2 separate regions of the Homo sapiens genome follow, and region 1 is linked to region 2. A link is a loop called in an ENCODE intact Hi-C map of the cell type or tissue named here. Cell type or tissue: PC-9. All regions are shown on one strand. Links, peaks and the distances in the headings refer to the core of each region. The heading gives the core; the rest is flanking DNA.

Region 1 (9,240 bases), core at 775-8,774, 600 kb after region 2:
AATTTTAAGTGGGGACAGTTTCATTTTTTTTACTTTATTTTATTTATTTATTTATTTATTGAGATGGAATTTTGCCTTTGTTGCCCAGGCTGGAGTGCAGTGGCACCATCTCGGCTCACTGCAACCTCCGCCTCTCGGGTTCAAGTGATTCTCCTGCCTCAGCCTCCTGAGTAGCTGGGATTACAGGCCTGCGCCACCACGCCCGGCTAATTTTGTATTTTTAGTAGAGACGAGGTTTCTCCATGTTGTTCAGGCTGGTCTCGAACTCCCGACCTCAGGTGATCTGCCCGCCTCAGCCTCCCAAAGTGCTGGATTACAGGCATGAGCCACCATGTCTGGCCTGTTTATTTAGTTTTTGAGACAAGATCTTGCTCTGTTGCCCAGGCTGGAGAGCAGTGGTGGGATCATAGCTCACTGAGGGCTGGGTGTGATGGCTCACGCCCCTAATCCCAGCACTTTGGGAGGCTGAGGCGGGTGGATCATTTGAGGTCAGGAGTTCAAGACCAGCCTGGCCAACATGGTAAAACCCGTCTCTACTAAAAATACAAAAAATTAGCTGGGTAGGGTGCTGCACACCTGTAATCCCAGCTACTGGGGAAGCTGAGGCAGGAGAATGGCTTGAACCTGGAAGGGGGAGGTTGCAGTGAGCTGAGATCACACGACTGCACTCCAGCCTGGGCGACAGAGTGAGACTCCACCTCAAAATAAATAAATAAATAAACAAACACATATATACATACATACATACATACATACATACATACATACATACATACATACATAGCTCCTTGTGGCTTCGAGCTTCCAGACTCCTGCCTGAGCCTCTGGAGTGGCTGCGATTACAGGCTCAAAAGGTCCTCGGCTCCAGCCATCTTGCTTCGGTCAGACCTGCATCAAATCCCAGTCTTTCCCATCCTTTCTCAGTTGGTGACACATTGATGAACTTCCTATATGATCAGGATCCACCAGGGATGGCGCACAGCTGCAATAGAGCAGTATCTGTCAATTGCCATTGAACCCCAAGGCCAACCCTGCCTGTTGAAGTGTGTGTCACTTGGATGCTGGGGAGAAATTGTGCTTTATCTGTAAAGCTGGAACACCTTTCCTCTAAACAGCAAATGATTGTTCACGATACCCAATTATTTCTTTCTAAATAATTATTTTTTTCTAATTTACTTTTGAAGCATAATGTACATACATTGACATGTACATATCTTTTGTTGTTGTTGTTGTTGTTGAGATGGAGTCTCAGGCCGGGCGAGGTGGCTCACGCCTGTAATCCCAGCACTTTGGGAGGCCGAGGCGGGCGGATCACGAGGTCAGGAGATCGAGACCATCCTAGCTAACATGGTGAAACCCTGTCTGTACTAAAAAATACAAAAAATTAGCCGGGCGTGGTGGCGGGCGCCTGTAGTCCCAGCTACTCGGGAGGCTGAGGCAGGAGAATGGCGTGAACCCGGGAGGCAGAGCTTGCAGTGAGCCGAGATTGCGCCACTGCACTCCAGCCTGGGCGACAGAGCCAGACTCCGTCTCAAAAAAAAAAAAAAAAAAAAAAGAATCGCCTGAACCCAGGAGGTAGAGGTTGCAGTGAGCTGAGATCATGCCACTGCATTCCAGCCTAAGGGACAGAATGAAACTCCGTCTTGAAAAAAAAAAAAACCGGGTGCAGTGGCTCACACCTGTAATCCCAGCACTTTGGGAGGCTGAGGCGGGCAGATCACTTAAGGTCAGCAGTTCAAGACCAGTCTGACCAACAAGGTGAAACCGTGTCTCTACTAAAAATACAGAAAATACAAAAATTCGCCAGGTGTGGTGGCATGAGCCTGTAATCCCAGCTACTCAGGAGGCTGAGGCACAAGAATCACCTGAACCCCAGAGGTGGAGGCTGCAGTGAGCCAAGATCGTGCCACTGCACTCCAGCCTGGGCAACAGAGCGAGACTCTGTCTCAAAAAAAAAAAAAAGAAAAAAAAAAGAAACAGGGTCTTGCCGTGTCATCCAGGCTGGAGTGCAGTGATTCAAACATGGCTCATTGCAGCGTCGATCTCCTGGGCTCAAGCAGTATTCCTGTCTCAGCCTCCTGAGTAGCTGGGACTACAGGCACTGACACCACAGCCAGCTAATTTTTTTATTTATATTTTTAGTAGAGATGGGGTCTCGCTGTGTTGCCCAGGCTGACGTTGTACTTTTGGTCTCAAGTGATTCTCCTGCCTTGGCCTTCCAAACTGCTGGGATTACAGGTGTGAGCCACCATGCCTGGCTGGCTTCTAGATTTTGAATCTCTATGTTGGAATTCAAAATAAACTTCGTTTGGCCAAGCAATTATTCTCTGCCTGTCTTCCTCTGGCTCCAGGTTTCAAAGACCCCTGAGGACAGAGAACTTCAAAAGGACCTCTGAATTTTGACCCTCAGGCCTCACCTTGGCACTAAGGCAGAGAGTGACAGGCCCTGAGGGGAGGGCCAGCGATCAGACAGCTTTGTCTAGGACATGGGATTGGAGAAAAGTCATGATATGTGAGTATAGTAATTTCCTGTTGCTACTGTAACAAATTGGCCACAACTTCAGCAGCTTAAAACAACACAAATGTATTAATTAGTTCACAGGTCGGAAGTCCAGGTTGGCTTGGCTAGTTTCTCTGATCCAGGTTTTATAAGGTCAAAGTCAAAGTGTCAGCCAGGCTGGGTTCTTATCAGGAGGTTCTAAGAAGAATCCATTTCCAACACCATCAGTTCCTTGAAGTGGCAGGATGGGGATCCTCTCTGTGCTGGCTGTGAGCCGGGGTCACTCTGTCCTAGACGTAGGCAAGCAAGCCCAGCCGCAAAGAACCCCGCTGCACTTTACTTAAACTACAGCTTCCCAACCCATTTTAGCCATGGAGCTCTTTTTTCACATAACCTCTCTCTCTCTCTCTCTTTTATTTATTTATTTATTTTTTTGAGACAAGGTCTTGCTCTGTCCCCCAGGCTGGAGTGCAGGGGTGTGATCACAGTTCACTGTGGCCTCCCAGGCTCAAGCAATCTTCCTGCTTCAGCCTCCCATGTAGCTGGGACCACAGGCACGCGTCACCACACCCAGCTAATTTTTATATTTTTTGTAGAGATGGGGTCTCGCCATGTTGCACAGGTTGGTCACAAACTCCTGGGCTCAAGCAATCTGCCCTCCTCAGCCTCCCAAAGTGCTGAGATTATAGGCGTGAGCCACCACGCCCAGCCCATAATCTTTTTTTTTTTTTTTTCCAAGATGGAGTCTCGCTCTTGTCGCCCAGGCTGGAGTGCAATGGCACAATCTCAGCTCACTGCAACCTCTGCCTCCCGGGCTCAAGCGATTCTTCTGCCTCAGCCTCCAGAGTAGCTGAGATTACAGGTACCTGCCAGCACGCCTGGCTCATGTTTGTATTTTTAGTAGAGATGTGGTTTTGCCATGTTGGCCAGGCTGGTATTGAACTTCCGACCTCAAGTGATTTGCCTGCCTCGACGTCCTGAAGTGCTGGGATTACAGGTGTAAGCCATTGCGCCCAGCCCATAATCTTTCCTAAGGTTCCGAAAGATATTAATATTTGGGGAAAAGTGAAATGGGAGCTTGTGCAATTTTTGTATCCCTAAAGTTTCATTGCTTCCTCTAAACTCTTTCTCACGACAATTTTAGCTCCCCTTCTCTTGTCCTAAGGTTTGGCTTTTGCACAGCTGGAGGGCATTTCTTGTACAGGGTGGGCTAACCAGGCCCAGGTCCTGCTTCAGCCCTGACTCCAAGGCTCTGATTCGTGACATCATGCAAGTTTCTGAGCCTTTCTGAACTTGGTTTCTTCTTCATTTTGTTTGTTATCTCAAGGGTGGTTGTGAGAACTAAATTGGGCAATGCACGCAAAATGCTTGGCCCATCATTTGCGATTGATAAATGTTACTCATCATTATGGGTTTTTTTTTAAGAACTAAAAAGTCTTCACTAACCTTCCCCTTTGCCTTTTTATCGCTGTCAACATCAGGTACCAAGAGCCTGTGAAGCATCTTACAAGGTGGCTGCAATTTTGGCTCAGGGAAACTAGATGTGGCCAGACTTGCACATAAATGACAATGGATGCTTCTCCCAAAGTTTCCAAAAATCTGGATGAACTAACCCAGAAGGATCCTGTCTGAATAAAGAACACTGCTCCAAGTGACCAGGAGGCCTCGATCTCTTTCTGCACTTATGGAGAGGGAAGGCTGTGCAGAAAGCTGCCCGTGGAAGGGACACACAGGTCCCTAATCTGACCCATAAGCATCCCACCCACCCCAGGGACCCACTGCAACCTGCTGCTGTGGCTCCCCACACACCTCCCTGGGCCTCCTTGACCTGACAGGTGAGCACTGCCTGACCCAGCAGCCTCTGGCCAGGTAGCCCCTGTGGGGAAGAGCTGCAGTTCTGGACAGCTGCCTGCTTCAAAATGGAGAGCCCAGGTGGCCTCCCCAAGGGCACCTTCTTCCTCTTTCTAAGTCAGAGCCAGCTAAGATGAATTTCTCTTGTACATGGTGGGCAAACCAGACCCAGGGCCAGTTTTGGGCTCTGTGTCCAAGACACTGATTTGTGACATCAGGTAAGCCTCTGAACATTTCTGAACTTGGTTTCTTCTTCACGTGAAAGCTCCTGGGCTTTCAAACCTCCATCCTCCCTGAATAGTGACTTTTGCCCCTGCCTTGTCCCTCACAGACACAGCTGGCTGCGGCGTCCTCCCTTTCCCCTCCCAAGGGGGCCGCCCTGCCTCTGCCCACCATGGGCATGTGGCCATTGCCGCTGGTTTAGACTTGGTCCAGCCTCAGTCTTGACTGCCATCTAGTGGCTCCCAGACTCCTGCTGGGATTCAAGTTCTCTGGTGAGAACTAAACTGATTTTTGTATCTTGCCCAAATTCCTAAGGGGTCTGGGAGTCATGACCTATAAATCAAAAATTCTCATCAGATGGGTTTTATTTAACCCTATATATTGTGATTTACTTTCCAACCTGACTCTGGCATAACATTACGAGACAAGGAAGAAAATCAAAATACTTTACCCCAAAACATGTTTCTTTGCCATATCTTGAAATGGCCCTGCAAAGCTGTCCTTTGTGGGGGAAAATTTGCATCTGTAAAGAATCTCTATTAACATAGCTAGCTCTTTTTCTTCCAGGCCCTCCCAATCCGAAACAGATTAACTAAAGCATCTTTTAGGTCCGGCGGGCATGATGGCTCACACCTGTAATCCCAGCACTTTGGGAGACCGAGGCAGGCAGAGCCCTTGAGGTCAGGAGTTCAAGACAAGGCTGGCCAACATGGTGAAACCCCGTCTCTACTAAAAATACAAAAATTAGCTGGACGTGGTGGTGCACGCCTGTAATCCCAGCTACTCAGGAGGCTGAGGCAGGAGAATCGCTTGAACCTGGGAGGTGGAGTTTGCAGTGAGCTGAGATCGCGTCACTGCACTCCAGCCTGGGCAACAGAGACTCCGTCTCAAAAAAACAAAACAAAAAAACCAAACACTATTTGTTAGATTTAGGGCCCACCTTTAGCATGACCTCGTTGTGAACCCAGAAGTACCTGAGAGACATCTCAATCAATTTGGAAAGTTTATTTTGCCAAGGTTAAGGACGCACCCGTGACACAGCCTCAGGGGGTCCTGACAGCATGTGCCCAAGGTGGCTGGGGCACAGCTTGGTTTTACACATTTTAGGAAGACATGAGACATCAATCAATATGTGTAAGATGTATGTTGATTCGATCTGGAAAGGTGGGACAACTTGAAGCAAGGGGCTTCCTGATTATAGGCAGATAAGAGAGAAACAGTTGCATTCTTTTAGCCTCTGATTAGCCACCTGATTACTGCATACACCATTTACCTGTGAGAGTAGTGTAACGGAATGGTCACTTATACCAGCGTCCAGCCTGGCTCAGTGAAACGATGGCGGCAAGGAAGCAGATATGCGTTTGCCTCAGGTGAGCAGAGGGTGACTTTGAGTTCTGTTTGTCCTTTGTCTACCGAATTTTCGTGTGGGAAAATTGTGAGAGAGGTGTGTAGCTTTTTTTTTTTTTTTTTTTTTTTTAAATCTTTGCAGTTCCCAGCCTTTGGCTTAGTGATTTCAGGGTCCCAAGATGTATTTGCCTTTTACATCATCTTTTTCTTTCTTTCTTTCTTTCTTTTTTTTTTTTTTTGAAACAAAGTCTCACTCTGTTGCCCAGGCTGGAGTGTAGTGGTATGATCTCAGCTCACTGCAACCTCCGCCTCCCAGGTTCAAGCGATTCTCCTGCTTCAGCCTCCTGAGTAGCTGGGATTACAGGCTTGCGCCACCACATCCAGCTAATTTTTTATATTTTTGGTAGAGATGGGGTTTTACCATGTGGCCAGGCTAGTCTGGAACTCCTGACCTCAAGTGATCTGACCACCTTGGCCTCCCAAAGTGCTGGGATTACAGGCGTGAGCCACTGTGCCCAGCCTACATCATCTTCATTACAGCTGCAAAGACCCTTTTACCAAGTAAGTCACATTTACAGGTACCAGCGATTAGGACTTGAACATATCTTTTGGAGGATACTGTTCAGCCCAAATCAGCCCTAAAAGACAGACCACTCAAGCCCCTCAGCTGAGTGGCACCTCCTCTTGGGCAGTGGATACGGGAGAAGATGCTCTCACACTGGCCTCTGAGGGACCAGTGTCCAGACAATTATTCTGAGTGTGAAAGAATGTTCTAGAAAGCCAGGCTGTCTTGGGTAAAGTGGTTAGCCTTAAATATGTAAAGGAAATGTTTACCAGATTAGCTCCAGAGCCCCTGGGAAGACAACAGCCAGGCAGTCAGGGATGTGCTGGCCAGGGGAAGATGTTGGATTCATCCAGGGCATTGGGGATAGCCAGAGCAGGGCCCCACAGTCTGGAGGATCTGGTGCTGAATGAGCAGTACCAGAGGGAAGGCTGCTGTCCCCTCCCCAGTCTCCCGGCCTGCTGCATCCCAACAGGTATGAGTCAGGTGGGTGGGGTGGATGCTAGAAGAAGCATGAGAAATCTTGGCCGAGTAAAGCTCACCCTGTTTCAACCTCATCTCTCTTAAACCAAGGTCATGCTCAGCCACACTGGGGAAACTGAGGCAGCCTTCTGCACTCTCCAGACCACAGGGGCTTTTTCAATAACTGTTTGGTTTCCTGTGGCTGCCATAACAAAGTAACAATAACTGAGTAGCTTACACAACAGAAATTTCTTCTGTCACCACTCTGGAGGCCAGAAGTCCAAGATCAAGGTGTCAGCAGGGTTGGTTCCTTCCACGGTTTCTGAGGGAGGCAGCTGCTCCCCGACTCTCTCTTTGGCTTATAGATGGCATCTTCTCCCTGTGTCTCTGCACATCAGCTTCCCTTTATGTGTATAACTGTGTCAAAATTTTACTTTTTTTTTTTTTTTTGAGACAGAGTCTCCCTCTGTCCCCCAGGCTGGAGTGCAGTGGCATGATCTTGGCTCACTGCAACCTTCGCCTCCCAGGTTCAAGCGAGTCTCTTGCCTCAGCCTCCCAAGTAGATGGAATTACAGGAGGCTGCCACCACACCCAGCTAATTTTTGTATTTTTAGTAGAGACAGGGTTTCACCATGTTGGCCAGGCTGGTCTTGAACCCCTGACCTCAAGTAATCCACCCGTCTCGGCCTCCCAAAGTGCTGGGATTACAGTGTGAGGTACAGTGCCTGGCCCAAATTTTACTTTTTTTTTTTTTTTTTTTTTTAGACAGAGTCTCGCTCTGTCGCCCAGGCTGGAGTGCAGTGGTGCGATCTCGGCTCACTGCAAGCTCCGCCTCCCGGGTTCACGCCGCCATTCTCCTGCCTCAGCCTCCCGTGTAGCTGGGACTACAGGTACCCGCCACCACGCCCGGCTAATTTTTTGTATTTTTAGTAGAGACAGGGTTTCACCATGTTAGCCAGGATGGTCTCGATCTCCTGACCTTGTGATCCGCCCACCTCGGCCTCCCAAAGTGCTGGGATTACAGGCGTGAGCCACCACGCCCGGCCTAATTTTACTTTTTATAAGGAAACTGGTCTTTGGATTAGAGCTCATCTTGATGACCTCATCTTAACTTGATTACTTCTGCAAAGACCCTATTTCCAAATAAGGGCAAGTTCTGAGGTCCTGAGGGTTAGGACTTCAACATATGAAAGACAGCAAGTGACACCTTTTCTCTGATGAGAACTGACCAGGAAGGTACAGGTGCTGCCCTCCAGCCAAGCACCACACCGTCAGACAGGCCTTCCACGAGGCTCTCATGAAATGCTGATCTGTGAGAATGTTCCAGGCAAATTAAATATCCAGCACCGAAGAAGCCAAGTGGCTTGGAAAAATGCATGTAAGGCTTCAGAAAAGACGGAGCAGTTGGACAGACAAGTGAGACAGCGCTAATTGGCAGCCACGTTTTGTTTTCTCCCCACAGCTGCCTCATGAAATTGTCAAACAACCGTACATGTTGAAGCCGTGAAATTAAAGACGTTAAAAAAACGGGCTAATGTTCTCAGAGACCACGCTTTAAAGACAGCTTTTGTTCCATATTCTGGGTTTTCTCAATCAGCAGAAAACACTGTGTCTCCAACTGACAGGGGCACAAAGAGATAAGAGGGAGACACCGTCATGAACATTTCTAGAGCAATTTTCTCTTCTATCTTATCACTGCCTTCAAGACACATTATTTTCATCTGAAGTGTGGTTCCAATTTGGGGAGTAAAAAAGCCTTTTCGTCTCTCTCATTCCTCTTTTTTTTTTTTTTTTTTTTCCTCTCTGTCTCCTGAGGGAAGCTTTGGGGAAGAACGTTCCTCCACTCTCCATGGTTTTGGAATCCCATAAAATATGCCAATGACTGGAGTGTTTTGGATTGATAAACGCCTTTCCAACCCACCATGCGGCTCCAGTACAAGCTGTCATGGCTACTATGCAAACCTGGTGCGGGGATGACCAACGTGGCTCACAGAAAGCAGGTGGGAGATGCAGACATGAAGAGGAGCCTGTCTGCCACTCTCTTTCCCCACTCCTCCCACCTCCCGAAAGCTGAGGGTGCTAAGGGCTGGGCAGATAGCTGTGGGGGTCCCATGTATGCCATTTTTTTTTTTTTTTTTTTGAGATGGAGTCTTGCTCTGTCACCCGGGCTGGAGTGCAATGGTATGACCTCAGCTCACTGCAATTGTGAGCTTCCCAGGTTCAAGTGATTCTCCTGCCTCAGCCTCCTGAGTAGCTGGGATTATAAGCACGCACCACCGCACCCGGCTAATTTTTG
Region 2 (8,581 bases), core at 550-8,549:
GCAGCATGTAAAGAAACTCGCCTCCTGAAGTTAAGGAACAGAGAGAAGTCAGCATGGCAGAGCCTGAGAGCAGGTTGAATTCCCAACCTTAATGAGTCAGCGATACAGAGGAGGCCCCTGGGGAGAAGCGGGAGCCATCCAGGGACAGAGGTTAGTGCCCCTCCTTCCTTGGGGACAATGCCTCTTCCTTAGGAGACATGTACTACCCCCTTCCCAACCCTGAGTATATACTGCACCTCCTCTTCTTGCACTGGGCCAGTAACTAGGGCTAAATCGCAACCTCACCTACTGGTGAAGTGCTGGGTCGGCTAAGGGAGGAAGGAGGCTCTGTCCTGAAGGAGCTGCAGGTCCCAGCCAGAGCCAGGAGAGTGGGGACTGGAATCAGAGGATGCTGGCTGGGCCAAGGGGATCAGAGCATAAAGTTGGATAAGGAACGTGTGTTGGTATGGGAGCTCTTTTCCCTGTTACAGAATTTATCACCCTGGCAAGGACCCTGGTACTTGGAAGCTTGGAGAAAGTGATTCAGGGCTCTTACCCGCAGTGGGCAGGACTGCTGACGGCTCCCAGCTGGATTTTCCTGCAACTGCCCTCAATGAAGCAAGCTGTTCCACCCAAGGTTGATGCAGGACAAAGAGGTGGGTCCAGAAGGGCTTCCCAAGTCTGAAGCTCCTCGGGGGATGCGCCAAGGCCTCGGTTACAGCTGCACCATCACGGCTCAGCTTCCACTGTCCAGCCCTCTGCCCTGCTCCATGGTAGGGGTCGCTCATGAGACCTCTCCCCAATAAACTTGCCGCACACAGTTCTCCATCTCTCATCCCCCGGGGAGCCTGCCACGTGGTAGTACTCAGGCTGGAAAGGTAAAGACGATAACGCGAGATGTGCTCAGTGCCAGGTCTGTGGGGCAGACCTTTAGTGCAGGGGAGGAGTTGAGAGAGAAAGTGACCATCGAAACCACCAAAAAAATGCAGCCATTGCACAAGAGCCTGAAGAGAGGGCTATGCTTCCTGCACGCCGGGCCTCTCAACTGCTCTGCATGGAAAACCGGTATCTCAGAGGCATCGTCAAGGTGTCCCTGGGACATGGCCATGGGGCCCACTCCTTGGTCTGCCCCAAATGGGCTCCCTTCAGTCTGGGTGTGAAACTGGGCAGCTGACACACGGAGGGGAGGGGGTGTGTCTCCATGCGGGAAGCTCCCAGATTCCAGGTCCAGGGCTTCTGCACTGGGCCCGGTGGGGATGCTCACTGCCCCTGCACCAGGCTCTCCGGGGGTATCAGCAGCTGCAGCAGGCTCGGTGCCCGGGATGGGGTGGGGGCCGTGGGGAGGTTTTCTCCAACCCCCGGCCGTGGCAGCGAGTCAGTGTGCCTTTAATCAACGGCCTCTGCACTCCACCTCTCACTGTCACCATTAAGGCCATTCCTCTGCATCTGGCCTCTCCACCCATTTCTCCCTTCTGGAAGGATTCCTTTTTTTTTTTTTTTTGAGATACAGTCTTGCTCTGTGGCCCAAGTTGGAGTGCAGTGGTGCAATCTTGGCTCACTGCAACCTCTGCCTCCTGGGTTCCAGCAATTCTCCTGCCTCAGCCTCCCGAGTAGCTGGGATTACAGGCACCCACCACCACGCCCAGATCATTTTTGTATTTTTAGTAGAGACGGGGTTTCACCATGTTAGCCAGACTGCTATTGAACTCCTGACCTCGAGCTATCCACCCACCTCAGCCTCCTAAAGTGCTGGGATTACAGGTGTGAGCCACCGTGCCCGGCCTTTTCTGGAAGGATTCTTAAAGGTCATCGGAGCCTCCCTGTTGGCAGAATCTGAGATCTGTTCTCCATTCTTTGTGGCATTTCAGGCTCTATCTGCCCCATTTCTTGGACATTCTCCCCTGGGTTCTTCCCTTCTTGTGGCTTCACCTGTGTTCCTGTTAATAACTCCTTTCCCTGCTAACAGTGGACATCCCAAAAGCTTGGTTCTCAGCTTTCGTGTGGTGATACACATCCTCTCAGAACCTTTTTTACTGTCATGATATCAGTTATCCGCTCAATAACTGTCGTCATCATCCTCACCACATCTGATTAGGAGTGGGATGGGGGCTCTGATGGGTCAGAGGTGAGGCTCTACCAGGGCAGGTGGGGAGTTAGGTAGCATGGTCCCTGGCAGTTCTCTGTGTGCCCTGGACAACCCCTCTCCAAACTGCTATAGAATATTCTGGAGTCCTGCCTGGGTGCGGTGGCTCACGCCTGTAATCCCAACACTTTAGGAGGCTGAGGCAGGTGGATCACCTGAGTTCAGGAGTTTGAGACCAGCCTGACCAATATGGCGAAAGCCCATCTCTAGGAAAAATAAAAAAAATTAGCCAGGCATGGTGGTGTGCGCCCGTAATCCCAGCTACTTGGGAGGCTAAGGCAGGAGAATTGCTTGAACCTGGGAGGCGGAGGTTGCAGTGAGCCGAGATTGTGCCATTGCACTCCAGCCTGGGCCACAGAGCAAGACTCTGTCTTAAAAAAAAAAAAAAAAAGAATATTCTGGAGTCTTGAAGTGGAAGCCCAGTCACAGACCATGATTTTCATGGGACCGAAGAGCCTTTTGGGAGAAAACTGAACCCCATCTGGCATTTGAAATGTGTAAATCTGTCTGGGAGATCGAAAGAGGCCAGGCTGGGTGGAGAGACAGGGGGACCCCTGAGGGGAGCCATCATGGGTGAGGCAGGGTGGCATGGTACACACTGGGCAGGGAGTCGCGGTGGGTGAGTTGTGGATACAGGACTTTCAAGGGAGCTGCTGCTGGAGGGAGAGGCTGGGAACAAAGAGCCTCGGCCTCCCAAAGTGCTGGGATTACAGGCATGAGCCACGACGTCAAGCCATTTCTGTGGTTTACAGTCATCCAGTTTGTGTATCATCTGTTACAGCACCCCTGGGAAACATACAGATGCCAGCTTCTCCCTGTCTGTATCTATATATTTTTTTTTTTTGAGATAGCAGTTTCACTCTTTTTGCCCAGGCTGGAGTACAATGGCACGATCTTGGCTCACTGCAACCTCTGCTTCCTGGGTTCAAGCAATTCTCCTGCCTCAGCCTCCCAAGTGGCTGGGATTACAAGCGCCCACCACCACACCTGGCTGATTTTTTGTATTTTTAGTAGAGACGGAGTTTCACCATATTGGCCAGGCTGGTCTCGAACTCTTGACCTCAGGTGATCCACCCGCCTCAGCCTCCCAAAGTGCTGGGATTACAGGCATGAGCCACCGTGCCCGGCCTTGCCCATCAGGTTAGGTGTTTATCAGCTGTCTAGAGTGACTGAACAGGTACGACTTGGGGGGCAAAGGACACATTCTCCCCCCCATCCCCAAGATCCACCTGAGAGGCAGTCACCAGAGGCGTTGCCAGCACTCTTAACTGCAATAGCAGGACAAGACTGGGCATCTGATAAACAGTGCAATCGGTGTCCCTGGCGTGAGGATGATCTCGGAGGTGCTTCTTTTTTAGAGCCCACCTGAGGTCAGGATTTTTTTTTTTTTTTTTGAGACAACATCTTGCTCAGTTACCCAGGCTGGAGTGCAGTGGCTCATCACTGCAGCCTGAACCACCTAGGCTCAAGTGATCTTCCCACCTCAGCCTCCCAAGTAGCTGGGGCTACAGGTGTGTGCCACCATGCTTGGCTGATTTTTAAATTTTTTGTAGAGACAGGGGTCTTGCTATGTTGCCCAGGCTGGTCTCAAACTCCTGGGCTCAAGTGATCCTCCTGCCTTGGCCTCCCAAAGTGCTGGGATTACAGGTGTGAGCCACTATGCCCAGCCCCAGGGATCTCCTTCTCTCTGTACCCATCACCCTGTTGGGCCCCTCACCCTCCTTATTTTCCTTCTCATTGGTGGTGGTATGTGGTTTTCTTCCTGTTGACCAGGACAAAGGTCCCAGCGATCACCCTGCCCTCCCCTGTCTCCTCTCCTGTCCCACAAGGGTTTGAACTTCCCAGTTTCACCATGTTTAACATACCGCCTCATCTTTAAAAAAAATTTATTTTTATTTGTATTTTTTTGAGACAGGGTCTCGCTCTGTCGCCCAGGCTGGAGTGCAGTGGCGAGTCACTACAGCCTCGACCTCTCCGGCTCAAGCCATCCTCCCGTCTCTGTCTCCCAAAGTGCTGGGATTACAGCGGTGAGCCACTGTGCCTGGCTTACTGCCTCATCTTGTTCCCTGAGGTTCTAGACCTCTAGGGTGTTGTCCGGAAAGAACAGGGCCATGTGGAAGTCAGCAAAGAGAGAGGCCGATTGAACAGCAGGCTCTTCTCAGGCATCGCCAAGTGACTGATTAGGATTGGCCACCAGGGGGTGCCATGGAGCCACAGTCTATGAAGGGACAGAAGAGGCCTTTTGGGGGACCCTGGAGGTTGAAGGTGGGGATGCCCAGCTGAGGTCTTGGACATGACCACCCCACCAACCAAGCCCAAGGAGGTCTCTGGTCGGTCCTGAGAGGTCTGTTGAGGGTCCCTTCTAGCAGGCAGGTGGGCCTCAGAGTGCAGAGGGGCCCTGGGAGAAGGGGACCCAGAGACAGGAGGAATGCATGTGGTGGGTGGGCGGGGGCATCGGGACGGGGTCACTCCACGGTCAGGGGCTGTGTCCCAAACCGTATGGGTAGGAACAGGAGCTTCCTCTGCGGGGGGGTCGAAAGAGTGCACCTGTGAGGACACTGAAAACCAGCAGGAGAATCATGAAGACAGGAAACAGGAGTCTCATTGTGAGATGAGTGGGTCCCACCAGTGCAGCCGTGGCAGTGCATGTCAGGAGGCTGACCCGGCTTTGCCCCTCCCCCTTCACTTGTTGGATGGCTCTGAGCAGGTTACTGAACCTGTCTGTGCCTCGGTTTCCTTCTCTATAACGTGGTTAATACTCATTTGGCCGGGCTTCCGTGTGGATTAAAGGAGACGCGTATCCAGGGCCCGGCACATAGCAAGTGCTGTAAGCAGTGGCACTCACAGGCTGCCAGGACAGGAAGGACCCTCAGAGGTCCGTCCCAAGCTGTGTGGGTAGGAGCAGAAGCTTCCTCTGCAGGGGGTCAAAAGAGTGCACCTGTGAAATCCAACCTCCAGGACCCCCAGGAGCCCGAGATGGACACAGGATCTGCACTGCTGGGTGGGGCGGAGAGGCAGGTGCTGGCGAGAGAAGAGCTAAGGGGTGCAGGATGGGGTGTGAGCTGGAGGGCAGGGGGTAGTCAGAGCCAACAGGGAGAGGGGCCTGCATCCCGAGGGAATGCCAGCACCAAGTGCCAAGGCCTGGGCAGCCCTGGGAATGGGTGGAGCCAAGGTCAATAGCAGAGAGCTTTGTAGTTGAGATGTTTGGTAGGGCAACCTCCTGAATATTTAAATATTTAATTAAATTAAATATTTAAATAAACTTGAAGTAGAACGTACTTAAAGTGCACAAATTGGTAGCTTGAATTCCCACCCCCTCCCCCCACATAAGAGGTGGGCTTGTCCAAGACTCCGAGGGACAGAGGGAGAATCGCTGGTGCCCAGCCAGTCGGTGACAGAGCAGGGATTAGAGATGGACCCCTGAGGCTTAGCCCCACGCTCTCTTCCCCAAACCCTGGGGCCTCAGTCAGCCTCTGGTAATCCCTTCTGTGCCCAGGGCACCAGAGCTGACGTTTCCCTTCAGCAAGGCAGGGGCCGAGGCTGCCAGAGCCCTGCTGGCGTCATCCTGCCTGGGATAGCTCGAGAGGTGGGGTGGGGGGATTACAAACCTCTAACAGCACCACAGGCTGCCCGGGGAACATCTGCTACTACAGCCTTGCAGCCCGGAGTCCCGGATTTTACTGGTTCCCGTGCCTGCGGACAGGCCCCCAGGGCTAGCGGCTTTGTGGAGGGAACACTGGGTATCCTCTCCACAGTCCAGGTAGGTGGGACCCCCACTCCTGGCTCTCAGCCTTTAGGAACAGGAGCTTCTCTACTTGGAGCTTCTAGACATGGAGGGAAACATGGAAGCCATGGAGTTTATTAAGTGTCTTGGAAGGTGGAGGGAGGGATGGCCTCCTCTAAGAACTGCAAATCTGCAGGGTGTCTTGGGAGACAAGAGTGCCCAGAGGGGAATGTCTGATGAGCTGGATGTGTGGGGCAGGGGGTGTCCTATGCACTCTCCTTGCCTGCTCCTCCCCATTCCCCAGGCCCTCTGCAGCCCCCGGCTCCCTCTAACCTCCCCACCCCCCACCACAAATCCTGCATGTGTGTGGCCCAGTCTGAGGCCATCTGGATAGAAGTAGAGGCTCCCTAAGGGCCCACTTTGATTAAGGGGCTCTCTAGGACCAAGGGCTGAGGCTACCTAAAAAGCTCTCTGCCACAGGATCTTGCACCCAAAGGACCAGAAGCCTCCCTCTGGGGAGGTAAGATAAACCACATGAATGGTGGTGTGGGGGAACCGGGCGCCCACCCACTGCACAGTTGCATTAGACGTGGTCAGTGGAGGGTCACGAGTCCTGCCTCCCCTCCCACCGTGGGCAGCAGGGTTGGGGTGCCCCAGGCTCCACTGAGCCCTGCTCATCCCTGCCACCATCTCTGGGGCTCAGAAGCACCCAGACGGCACCCTGAGACCAATGTCTGCAGGTCTGCAAGGTGGCAAACCTCCAGGGATCCTTCTGGCTGAGAGGGAAAGGTGGGGAGACAGTGCCAATGTTTGCAATGCCTGGTAACAGCCTCGGGGACCAGGTACCTGGGGAATGTGCCCATTGATTTAGGGGCTGTCTCCACCCCAGTTCCTGCTACAAAAGAGGCCAGATACATACTCTGGGGCCTGCCTCCCTGGAGATGAGGATGAGACCCCTGTCCCTTGCTGTTCTCCAACAGGTGCTGGGAGGCCCTCCTTGGCTTAGGAGGACACTTCCAAAGCTGGGGCGCCCCAAGGAGGCACCAGTGGCCAGAATGTCCACGCAGAGCACCCACCCCCTGAAACCTGAGGCCCCACGTCTGCCACCTGGGATCCCCGAGTCCCCGAGCTGTCAGCGGCGCCACACACTCCCTGCCAGTGAGTTTCGCTGCCTCACCCCGGAGGACGCTGTCAGCGCCTTTGAGATCGAGCGTGAAGGTGAGTGGCCCCGCACAGGGTCAGAGGGATGCTCCACTCTGGTCCAGTTATCCTGTGGGGAGGAGACCCTTAGTCTCCTGTCCTTGGAGGCTGGGTCCCAGAGTATCAGACCATGTGTGCGCTCAAGAAAGTGGGGGAAACAGCAGCCCTAACCCCCATTTTCCTGTGGGGAACGGGGCATCTGAGTGGACACTCGGGGTGCAGCAGACAGTGGACGCGAGGCACAGCGACTACCAGTCACCCACCTGAGCCTCCTGCCACAGCCTTCATCTCCGTCTTGGGCGTCTGCCCCCTGTACCTGGATGAGATCCGGCACTTCCTGACCCTATGTCCAGAGCTGTCCCTGGGCTGGTTCGAGGAGGGCTGCCTTGTGGCCTTCATCATCGGCTCGCTCTGGGACAAGGAGAGACTCATGCAGGTGAGGACAGGGCTGCGACGCCCAGCTCCAGGGAGGCCTCTGAAGACAGAGGTCAGCCAGATGGCGGGGAGGGGAGCCCAGGGGCTGGGATTTCTTCCTCCAGAACTGGAGAGATGAGTACAGGCCACAGGCCCCTCCCAGAGCAAGACCTTCTGGGTCTTCAAGTTTTCTCCATGGGGTTGGGGGTATGGCTCCCAATTTGGGGCCCTCCTTTGCTGGGGTGGGTGCCCTGACCACAGGCACCCAGGGGACACCTGCTCCCTGCCTGGGTTGGTGGTTGGGGGGGAGCACGTGTCAGCAGAAGTGACCTGGGATCTCATCCCTTGCTCGCTCCCAGGAGTCACTGACGCTGCACAGGTCTGGGGGCCACATAGCCCACCTGCATGTGCTGGCCGTGCACCGCGCCTTCCGGCAGCAGGGCAGGGGCCCCATCCTGCTGTGGCGCTACCTGCACCACCTGGGCAGCCAGCCGGCCGTGCGCCGGGCCGCGCTCATGTGCGAGGACGCGCTGGTACCCTTCTATGAGAGGTTCAGCTTCCACGCCGTGGGCCCCTGCGCCATCACCGTGGGCTCCCTCACCTTCATGGAGCTCCACTGCTCCCTGCGGGGCCACCCCTTCCTGCGCAGGAACAGCGGCTGCTGAACTGGGCTGCCCACCTGGCTGCCAACATGATCCCCGTCTCTGCCCTGGGCTCCTCTTAGCTCAGCTGAGCATGGAGACAGCAGTTTCCAGAGAGTGGAGAGAGCAGGGCTAAATAAAGAGGAGATAAGGTGGCTTCTCACGGCCTGAGCTGGAGTGGTGTGTCTTGTCTGTCCCCACGAGGCCTCTGGACCTCCTGTGTTCTGAACTCTGTACCTGAGACCGGGCTGGGTTGGTAAGCGGGGACAATGGGAGGTGCTGTGGGGTTCCTGGCTCCTTTCCTCCTGGCAGGTGGGCAAAGGCACCAAGGCGGCATCCTCACAGTAGCCCATTGCTCGGTGGGGGGGGGGGGTGTCCTTATTCTCCCCAGCCTCATGGATGCCGCTTCCCACCCTTAGCCCCTAGGGTGGGGGAGAGTGGGGAGCAGCAGGATGGGGCAGAGGCGGGAGGCCTGTGCTG

What was found. Peaks named below come from ENCODE experiments on the same cell type or tissue, not always from the same donor. Only the 100,000 strongest peaks of a DNase experiment are listed, where the experiment ranks them.
Region 1: it touches region 2 in a loop (7-fold over the local background); 3 of 110 quality-filtered maps call a loop at or near these places.

Annotation. Positions count from the first base shown.
Region 1 is chr17:77,062,171-77,071,410 of GRCh38, forward strand. No RefSeq gene overlaps it. Among named protein-coding and RNA genes, the nearest start is that of SNHG20, 22 kb to the right of the region's middle. RefSeq lists a silencer at 4,617-4,911. In PC-9, for the core only: CTCF peaks have their summits at 4,808 (motif pointing left) and 5,010; a DNase peak (open chromatin) is centred at 6,951.
Region 2 is chr17:76,461,846-76,470,426 of GRCh38, forward strand. It overlaps AANAT (aralkylamine N-acetyltransferase), which reads left to right and starts at 5,758. Exons shown (of 4, transcript NM_001088.3): 1 at 5,758-5,882; 2 at 6,827-7,064; 3 at 7,328-7,482; 4 at 7,820-8,272. The coding sequence starts at 6,902. The coding sequence ends at 8,125. In PC-9, for the core only: CTCF peaks have their summits at 4,309 (motif pointing right) and 4,513; no DNase peak of the experiment used is centred there.